Linked DNA regions of Homo sapiens: region 1 is linked to region 2. Evidence: chromatin contacts called from ENCODE Hi-C or POLR2A ChIA-PET data. All regions are on one chromosome and are shown on one strand. The core of a region is the stretch at or near the end of the contact, and the rest is flanking DNA. Distances in the headings are between cores, read along the strand shown. Region 1 holds the start of FAM83D (family with sequence similarity 83 member D). Region 2 holds the start of RALGAPB (Ral GTPase activating protein non-catalytic subunit beta).

Region 1 (4,418 bases), core at 511-3,010, 450 kb after region 2:
TTCTTTTCTTTCTTTCTTTTTCTGAGACAGGGTCTTACTCTGTCACCCAGGCTGGGGTGCAGTGGTGTGATCATAGTTCACTACAGCTGCAAACTCCTGGGCTCAAGTGATCTCTTGCCTCAGCCTTCCCACTGGCTGGGACCATCATGAGCACTGCCATGCACTAAAAGTTAGGCGCACCACCATGCCCAGCTAACTTTTGTATTTTTTTGTAAAGACAGGGTCTCACTATGCTGCCCAGGCTGGTCTCAAACTCCTGGGCTCAAGTGATCCTCTTCCCTTGGCCTCCCACAGTGCTGGGATTACAGGTGTAAGTCACCATGGCCAGCCACATCTGAGATTCTATGCTGCAAAAATAAGAAGTGAGATGGGGAGCTTTAGAGGAATGTAGGGTCAAGAGAGGGTTGTTTTAAGATGAAAAATATTTCAGCATGCTTGTAGGCTGATAGAAATGAATCGGTAAAGAGGGAAGCTGATGTTCCAGGAGAAAGAAGAAGATTGCTGGAGCGATGCTGGTGAGTAGTAGAGGGGCTGGAAATGCCCAGGCAGAGGGGTTGGGGTTGGATGGGCACAGGCACAGTTCATCAATGCCCAGTATACGGGCAGAGATGCAGACAGGAAGGTAGACTAGATGGCCGCACGTGGACGTTCCCTTCTTACTGTTTCTGTGTTCTTGCTGACATGGAAGACAAGCTGTCAGAGAGGAAAAGGTAGAGAGAATGAGGGAAATGCGGCCTACCAGGCAGTTTTTTTGTTTGTTTGCTTTTGTTTTGTTTTGTTTTGTTTTTAGATGGAGTTTCGATCTTGTCGCCCAGGCTGGAGTGCAGTGGTGCTATCTCGACTCACTGCAACATCCGCCTCCCGCGTTCAAGTGATTCTCCTGCCTCAGCCTCCCGAGTATCTGGGATTACAGGCGTACACCAAGACACCTGGCTAATTTTTGTATTTTTAGTAGAGACGGGGTTTCACCGTGTTGGTCAGGCTAGTCTCAAACGCCTGACCTTAGGTGATCCGCCCTCCTCGGCCTCCTAAAGTGCTGGGATTACAGGCGTGAGCCACCGCGCCCGGCCTCCTAGCAGGCAGTCTTACGGATTATGAATTTAAAACATGACCAGTCAGTAAGCATGGTTACGCTCTTTTTGTTTTTTCTTCAGCCCTGTAGGGCTGCCGGGGTGCAGGTGGAAAGTAGGGTATAACCACGGTTGGTTGGGGTTTTACAAGGCAAAAATCGATGAAATGAGAGAAGACTACCCGAGGGTGTAATCAAAGGAGCAGTCCTAATACGATGAGCCGGTATTCTTTGAATGAATGAATACATGGTTAAAGGCAGGTGATAAAGGCGATATGGTTGGCCATGCCAAAGCACTGAGAGCCTAGGAGCAGCGTGGCCAGAGTCTCCGGGAGTCGGCACCTGCCTCTCCTCGTTGTCTAGGCCTGACTGTCCCTGGCCTTGCACGGCCGCGCAGCGGGGCGACCGGCAGGGGGCGCGCTGGGATGGCCAGGAGCTCGGCTCTCCCCGCTCTGTCCCTGCTCTGCGGCCCGCCTCGCCCCTGCAAGTTTAAATTCCTCTTAGCAAGCCCAGCATCGCAGCCAATAACGCATCAGGGGGCGGAGCCGTAGAGGCTTGCGCCCCGCCTCGCTCCGCTATTGGAAGGAAAGCAGCCAATGGGAGAGCCGAGGCGGGGAGGTGCGGCCAATGGCGCGGGCCTGTTTGATTCAAAGGTTGCCTATAAAGCGGGACTGCACGCCGGTTTTTGTCCGAGGGCTGTCGAGTCCGAGCGCCGCCATGGCTCTGCTGTCCGAGGGCCTGGACGAGGTGCCCGCCGCCTGCCTGTCGCCGTGCGGGCCGCCCAACCCGACCGAGCTGTTCAGCGAGTCACGGCGCCTGGCTCTGGAGGAGCTGGTGGCGGGCGGCCCCGAAGCCTTCGCGGCCTTCCTGCGACGCGAGCGCCTGGCTCGTTTCCTGAACCCCGATGAGGTGCACGCCATTCTGCGCGCGGCGGAGAGGCCGGGAGAGGAGGGCGCGGCGGCGGCGGCGGCGGCCGAGGACTCGTTCGGCTCCTCGCACGACTGCTCTTCGGGCACCTACTTCCCCGAGCAGTCGGACCTGGAGCCACCGCTGTTGGAGCTTGGCTGGCCCGCCTTCTACCAGGGCGCCTACCGCGGCGCCACGCGTGTCGAGACGCACTTCCAGCCCCGCGGCGCTGGCGAAGGTGGCCCCTACGGCTGCAAGGACGCTCTGCGCCAGCAGCTCCGCTCGGCGCGAGAGGTGAGCGGCCCTCCAGGGCCCTGGGTCGCACGGGAGACCCCCTTCAAGAATGGGAAATTGAGGCCTGCTGGGAGTACGGGCCGGGGCCACTACCTCCTCTGCGCCCTACCGGAAGCGCGCGCGGGCTAGGTGGTCCCAGGGTCTCCGACTCACACCCCACTCTGCGTGTCTCCCCCGGATCCCCCGGGCCGCTCCTCGTGGCAGGGGATAGTGGGAAAGCCTCGGTTCCCAAGGATGCGAATTGTGCCCGGGTTCCATCTCCTAACGTTCATATCCCTGAAGGAGGGACCAGAAGTACTCTGAGTTCCAAATTTCAGTTAAAATCAAACTTGGAAAATTGCCTATTTCCCTGTCTGTCAGCCAACGCTAGATCCCACTTTCAGGAGCTTCTTAGGAGACTCATTACCAAAGAACTTACGCAGGGAAAGTTCCAGAAAGATGGTCTCCAGAGACAACTACGGGGCATTAGGAAGCAATTATTATTGCTAATTACTTTCATGCATCTTTTGCTGTAAAAAGCAGATAAACACGAGAGTGGCAAAGTGAGAGCCCTGCCGCTTTTTCTTTCTTGTCTTTTTTTTTTTTTTTTTTTTTTGAGACAGATTCTCTTTTGCCCAGGCTGGAGTGAAGTGGTGGGATCTCAGTTCACTGCAACCTCCGTCCCCCGGGTTCAAGTGACTCTCCTGCCTCAGCCTCCCAAGTAGCTGGGATTACCGGTGCCCGCCACCACGCCCGGCTAATTTTTGTATTTTTAGTAGAGACGGGGTTTCTCCATGTTGGCCAAGCTGGTCTCGAACTCCTGACCTCAGGTGATCCACCCGCCTCGGCCTCCCAAAGTGCTAGGATTACAGGCGTGAGCCACCGCACCCGGCCCCCTGCCGCTTTTTCTACTGCCAGAGACTGGAGGGGAAACTGGGGCAAGGGGTTTGTTTTCCATAGGCTGGGTCTGTGCCAGATTGCAGTGGTCTCCTAAAATGCAGATACATTTGCATTAGATCGGCTTCTGTATTCATAGTGGGTTTTGGTCCTACTGTCTGACTCTTAGTATGGCATGGTCATGGGTGCAATGGAGGTCTTGTCTGCTTGCCAGCCTCGATAAAGCTGCAGCAGGGTGCTGGGGATCAAGGAGGAAGAAGGCAGCCTGCAGGTGGGTGTGGCACATAGAGTGTCGTGGCAGACACCTTGGTCTGGAGCCATGGTCAGGTTGCTTGCTGACTGGCAGTGCCCAGCTCCCTGGCTATCTGCCTGTGCCAGGGACATGGCAGATAAAGCCCCAGCCATGTTAAGACTTGTTAGGGCTGGTACCTGAGTGTGTCTGAGTGTGGGTGAAGATACCAGTGCATTGTCAGGTTGACATGTCCAAGCCCCGACTCTCACCAATGTTCTTAATGTTCTTTCCCTGACTGGTGGGGTTTCAGTGGTAGTGGATACAGTGACCTAGTGCCTTGCCTTTGAGGGAGTGGTTGTGGGCTGCAGCTAGGCTCTTACCAGCCCTGAGGTGCTTTGGGTGGACTGAGGGTTTTTTGATGCAGCAGACATTTTCCTTGCGGGTTCAGTGAAAAGATTAAAAAGATGGAAAAGGCAGACTTGTGTAGGTATGCATCCCCAAAGCTCATGTCCAGTAGAACTTGAGCACTTGGAACCTGAAAAATGTAAAGAACTGGTCTGTATAGTGAGAGCTGTGGATTGTTCTAGTCTTTTGCCCAGCCCCAAATTTTAGTGATAGCAAAAGGGCACTGGAACTAGAGGCCAGAGGGAAACTATTAAACTCACGTGCTGGCGTGAGGAGGGGATGGAGCCAGGAGCTCAGACTCTCCCTCATCTCACGGGCATTTTGTAATACTGACATTTCCAGATAGAACCTGCTGCCCTAGTCTAGCTACCCACAGTTCCCTCCGAGATGCTGTATTTGGAACCTGGGCAGTTTTAACTGAGAAAGGTGGTACATTACCTTTAAATCCAATGAGTATTGGCTGGGCACAGTGGCTCAAGCCTGTAATCCCAGCACTTTGGGAGGCTGAGGCAGGCAGATCACGAGGTCAGGAGTTCGAGACCAGCCTGGCCAACATCGTGAAACCCCGTCTCTACTAAAAATACAAAAATTAGCTGGACGTGGTGGTGCGTGCCTGTAATCCCAGCTACTTGGGAG
Region 2 (4,112 bases), core at 1,184-3,683:
ATGAAGACATTCCCCAGTTTAGTCGATGTTTCTAGTTAGAGATCATGCCGTGGAACAAATTTGAATTGTGCACTATGTTTGGAGATCCAAAATGTTTTACTATGTGTAGCATCTCATGTGTCTCTTAAGTTTATTGTACATGTGTGCTTTTCTCAAATGTTTCAAAGTGTTCTAATGTTTAGTCTTTAATTTTCCCTCAAGGTATATGTGCGTATGTGTGTTTTATTTTTATGTTTGTTTAAGTGAAGACTTCAAAAGTTTTAAAAAATTAGCAAAGAGTGCAGAAAAAACATATCTTTTATGCCAGGCACAGTGATGTGTGCCTTTAGTTCCAGCTACTTGGGAGGCTGAGGCAGGTGGATCGCTTGGGCCTGGGAGTTTGAAGCCAGCCTGGGCAACATAGCGAGGCCCTGTGTCTTAAAAAAACAAACCATCATTTAGAGAACCACTCACTTGCATCTCTCCTCCACCAACTTGCACCTAATATTAAATCTTGTCTTTCTGTCCAGAGCAGTAAGTCTTACTGCCTTACATGTTATGTAAAAACCATATTTTAAGCAAAATTATTTGTTTGTATAATTTTCTGTTGCATCAATATATTTTTTCTGTTAAAAATATTTAGGTGCCTTAGGCTGGAATTGAACACAATTTTGCCCATTTTAATTAATGGGAAAAATTTAACAGCTTTCCACTTAGAAGCAGAATTTCAGGAATGAATTGAAACCACTAGAAGGGTGATAGCTGTATTTTCATCATCTCCCCAAGGGCTTTGGGACAGCTTTCCCATCCTCTGTGCCTGTCACTTTTCCAATTCCCATCACCCGTTGTTCTTCCAGTTAGTCACCCCTCCCTTGTCTGTTACAGGGGTTCAGTATTAATTGTGTTAGAATGCATCTGGTTGCAAGTAACATAAAACTCAACAAACTCTGGTATATATAAGATCCCTCATCCCGATAAGACAGGAAGGTAGTACAGGGTTTGTGTAGCTGCTTGAGTATGACTTAAACAAACAGGCTCCTGTCTTTCTGCTCCACCTTCCTCAGCACAGCCCTCCTCATGGCCTCTAGGCTGCTGTGCTCCCAGGTGTTACCCAGTTCCAAGCATGAAGCAGGGGAAAAGTGAAGGACACAAACTTCTCCAAGGGAAGAAGGAAGGGAAGGTCTCCTTTGATACTTCTGCCTACATCTCAGTGGCCAGGACTTTGTCTCACTGCCACCCTTAGCAGCAAAGAAAGTTGAGAGTTGTGTGCTTTGCTTTTCAGCCCCTGTAGTATAGAAAGGCAAGGGAGTGGTTGAAATAGATCTTGAGTTAGCCAACTACATAATTTGTCACACTGTGTTTAATTGAAATGTATTGCTTGGATCCAGTGTCCTGGACATAGCCTCGTTCCTGTCCTAGCACATTCTTACCCTCCTTTTCCCTCTTCCTTCCTGTAGCTATTTTTCTGGGGGGTGAGGTGTGGTCTTGAGGAAACACTCTTCAGTTTTACCCTTTCTGTGAGGATACTAGTTCCCTTATCACTCATTCCTCCATAGTCTCTTCTAACTGAGGTGAGGAGTCAGAATCTTCTTTGCTCCCTTCTGCTTTTCAGACAACCGTGCCTTCACCTCTACTCAACACCCTGACCCCTCCTCCCTCTCTCAATACCCAAGGTCAGTCTCAAGGCCAGGTCCTCCGTGAAGAATTCCACCATCCCTCCCTCCTCTTCTTTCTCAGTCCAAGTTTCCTCCTTTAGATTCTCAAAGCACTTAAGCTGTACCTCTCCAATGGTATTATTTTCTTCGTTGAAGTGAAAGCAAATTATTGAAAGTGGTACTGTTTACAAAATGTCTAGCGCATGGCAGGTGCTCGAAGTAGTATCTCTTAGTATTATTACTACTGTCTTATCTCGATCAGATTCAGCTCTTTAATGAGAGGCTCTAAATCTTATGTTCGATTCACCTTTGTAACCCACACCGGGCCTGGAATAGAGCACTGTTCATAATTAATGCTGTGCCCGTGTAATAAGACGGCGGCGAGCAAAGGGCATCATTTCAGAGGAAGAGTGCTGTAATGGTGGGATGGGAGAAATTCCTAGAACCTAGGTGGGAGCCAGAATCTTGCAGAGAAGCCCCTTATCCGTCTGCACCGAAAGCAGGTAGAGTGGATGCCGTAAGATTCCTAAGGACGCAGGTAGAGCGCCTCCTCTGTGCCGCGATGAGGTAGGTGCATCCGTCACTTCACTCCTCCCTCTCCACTTGATCCGGAATGGGAGGAACGCAATGCGTCCCGCGCGGCGATCTGGGATAGCTGCGCAGGCGCAGCTTCCGGCTCTGTGTCTCGGGAATTATTTGACGCCACCGGTTCAGCCCCGTAGAAAGCTCTGATTAGGCGCACCGCGCACGCGCAGTGGCCCACTTGGCTGGGGAGTTATTTGACGCCGCCGCCCCTGGCAGTCGGAAGTTGCCTGAGCAGATCCCAGCCGGCTGGCTCGAGTGGCCTTCGTCGTCCCTTGGCGCCCTGGGAGAGTCGCTGACGGGTGGACTGACGGACCGCCTGAGGACGGCCGGCCAGGGCGGTGAAAGCGCCAGCCCTATGGCGCGGGTCGCGTGAGGCGGAAGGCCGAGGACGGCCGGCGGCGGCGCCCGCCCCGGCGATGCGGGCCCCGCCCGTCGCCTCAGGTAACCGGGCAGCCGGCCCCGCCGCGGCCGGACCCTCCCCTCTCCTTCCCTCTCTTCCCCACCTGGCGGTCAAGGGACGGCTGAGGCTTGTTTCTCGGCTCTGGGTGCTCCAGGGGCCCGGCCTTTGGAAGCTCATCTGCAAATTTTTGGGAGACCCACGGGGGCGGGGAAAGCTTGGCCCTGGAGTGGGCGGCTGCTGTCGAGTCTGTGTAAACCCGGTCTAATCCTTGGGAGCTACCCCGGCCAGGCGAAGCTCTCTCCTGGCAACCTGGGGGAGGGGGCGGGTCTGGAGCGGAGCTAGACAACTCCCGCAAAGAATTTGGTCCAGCAGAAAGGTTAGGCAAGTTGCTGCCGCCCAGTGGGGACGATGCTGCCCATTGCACAGTGACACTTTGATGAGGGAGAGTTGATGATGGGAGTAAACAGCTAACCCCCATTAAGCGCTTCTTATCCGCCAGGCATCATGCCAGGCCATTACGTTCTCCACGTCTAACTTCACAGCAACCCTGTGAGGTAGGATTGTTGTCCCCATTTTACTGACGAGGCAACTGAGTCCCTGGGTGGTTGGGTGACTTAATTACCCAAGGTCACATAGCTAGTAATTTGAACCGGAGCATCCGACCCAAGTGCTTAACAATTAGGGCAGTGGCTCTCCAACTTTGCTACACTGTAGAATCACCTGGGGGAAATTGTAAAGGTTTCTGATGCCCATGTGGCATCCCAGACCAAAACAATCAGAATGTCTGGAGTTGAAAGCCAGACTTCAATATTTTTTTTTTAAAGATGCCCAAGTGATTCCAGCTTGCAGCAAAGTTTGGGAACCGCATGTAATTTGATAATTCTGCATCTCAAAAAGCATCTCTCTTTCTCCAGCTTAAGTGTGCAGGAGAATTGTCTGGGAGCTTGTTAAACTTGCAGGTTCCACCCGCAGAGATCTTTAGGTTGACTGACCACTACACCTTGTGAAAGACTGTTAGGGATGGAATTCTCTGCAGGGATTCTGAGTCATCTGGAACATTTAAAATGTATGCATCTTATGCAAACTGCTCGTTTGCAATTTTCCTAAATATACAGTACTTATAGGTGTAGCGTCTGTAACCTCTGGGTCGTTTTTACATATGCTGGAAGTCTGCCTAGACCATCCTCTGAACGTTCTGGCCATCCCACCCAAACGCACACACTTCTGCTCTCTCCTATATGCATATACACACCCTTTTCTTTTCTTTCTTTCTTTTTTTTAGACAGAGTCTTGCTCTGTTGCCCAGGCTGGAATGCAGTGGCATGATCTTGGCTCACTGCAACTTCCGCCTCCTGAGCTCAAGCAGTCCTCCCACCTCAGCCTCTCAAGTAGCTGGGACTACCACGCTTGGCTAATTTTTGAATTTTTTTTGTAGAGATGGGGTTTCTCCATGTTGCCCAGGCTGGTCTCAAACTCCTGGGCTGAAGCAGTCC

The links. A loop is a pair of places that touch in the nucleus more often than their neighbours do. ChIA-PET counts read pairs that join two places held with the same protein, here RNA polymerase II (POLR2A). Pooled maps may share reads with other maps.
Region 1: a loop to region 2 is called in a map of CD4-positive, alpha-beta memory T cell, with 15 times the contacts of the local background. The contact joins the promoter of FAM83D here to the promoter of RALGAPB in region 2. A Hi-C loop is called at or near these places in 1 of 168 maps with a recorded cell type or tissue (CD4-positive, alpha-beta memory T cell), 1 of 37 single-sample maps with no recorded cell type and 9 of 50 pooled maps. POLR2A ChIA-PET finds 5 or more read pairs at or near these places in 3 of 52 experiments (Caco-2, WTC11 and activated T-cell).

The regions. Positions count from the first base shown.
Region 1 is chr20:38,924,657-38,929,074 of GRCh38, forward strand. FAM83D (family with sequence similarity 83 member D) reads left to right here and starts at 1,761. Exons shown (of 4, transcript NM_030919.3): 1 at 1,761-2,269. The coding sequence starts at 1,787. RefSeq lists a silencer at 1,379-1,738 and enhancers at 1,849-1,948, 3,334-3,423.
Region 2 is chr20:38,470,410-38,474,521 of GRCh38, forward strand. RALGAPB (Ral GTPase activating protein non-catalytic subunit beta) reads left to right here and starts at 2,434. Exons shown (of 30, transcript NM_020336.4): 1 at 2,434-2,660. RefSeq lists an enhancer at 2,155-2,224 and a silencer at 2,515-2,714.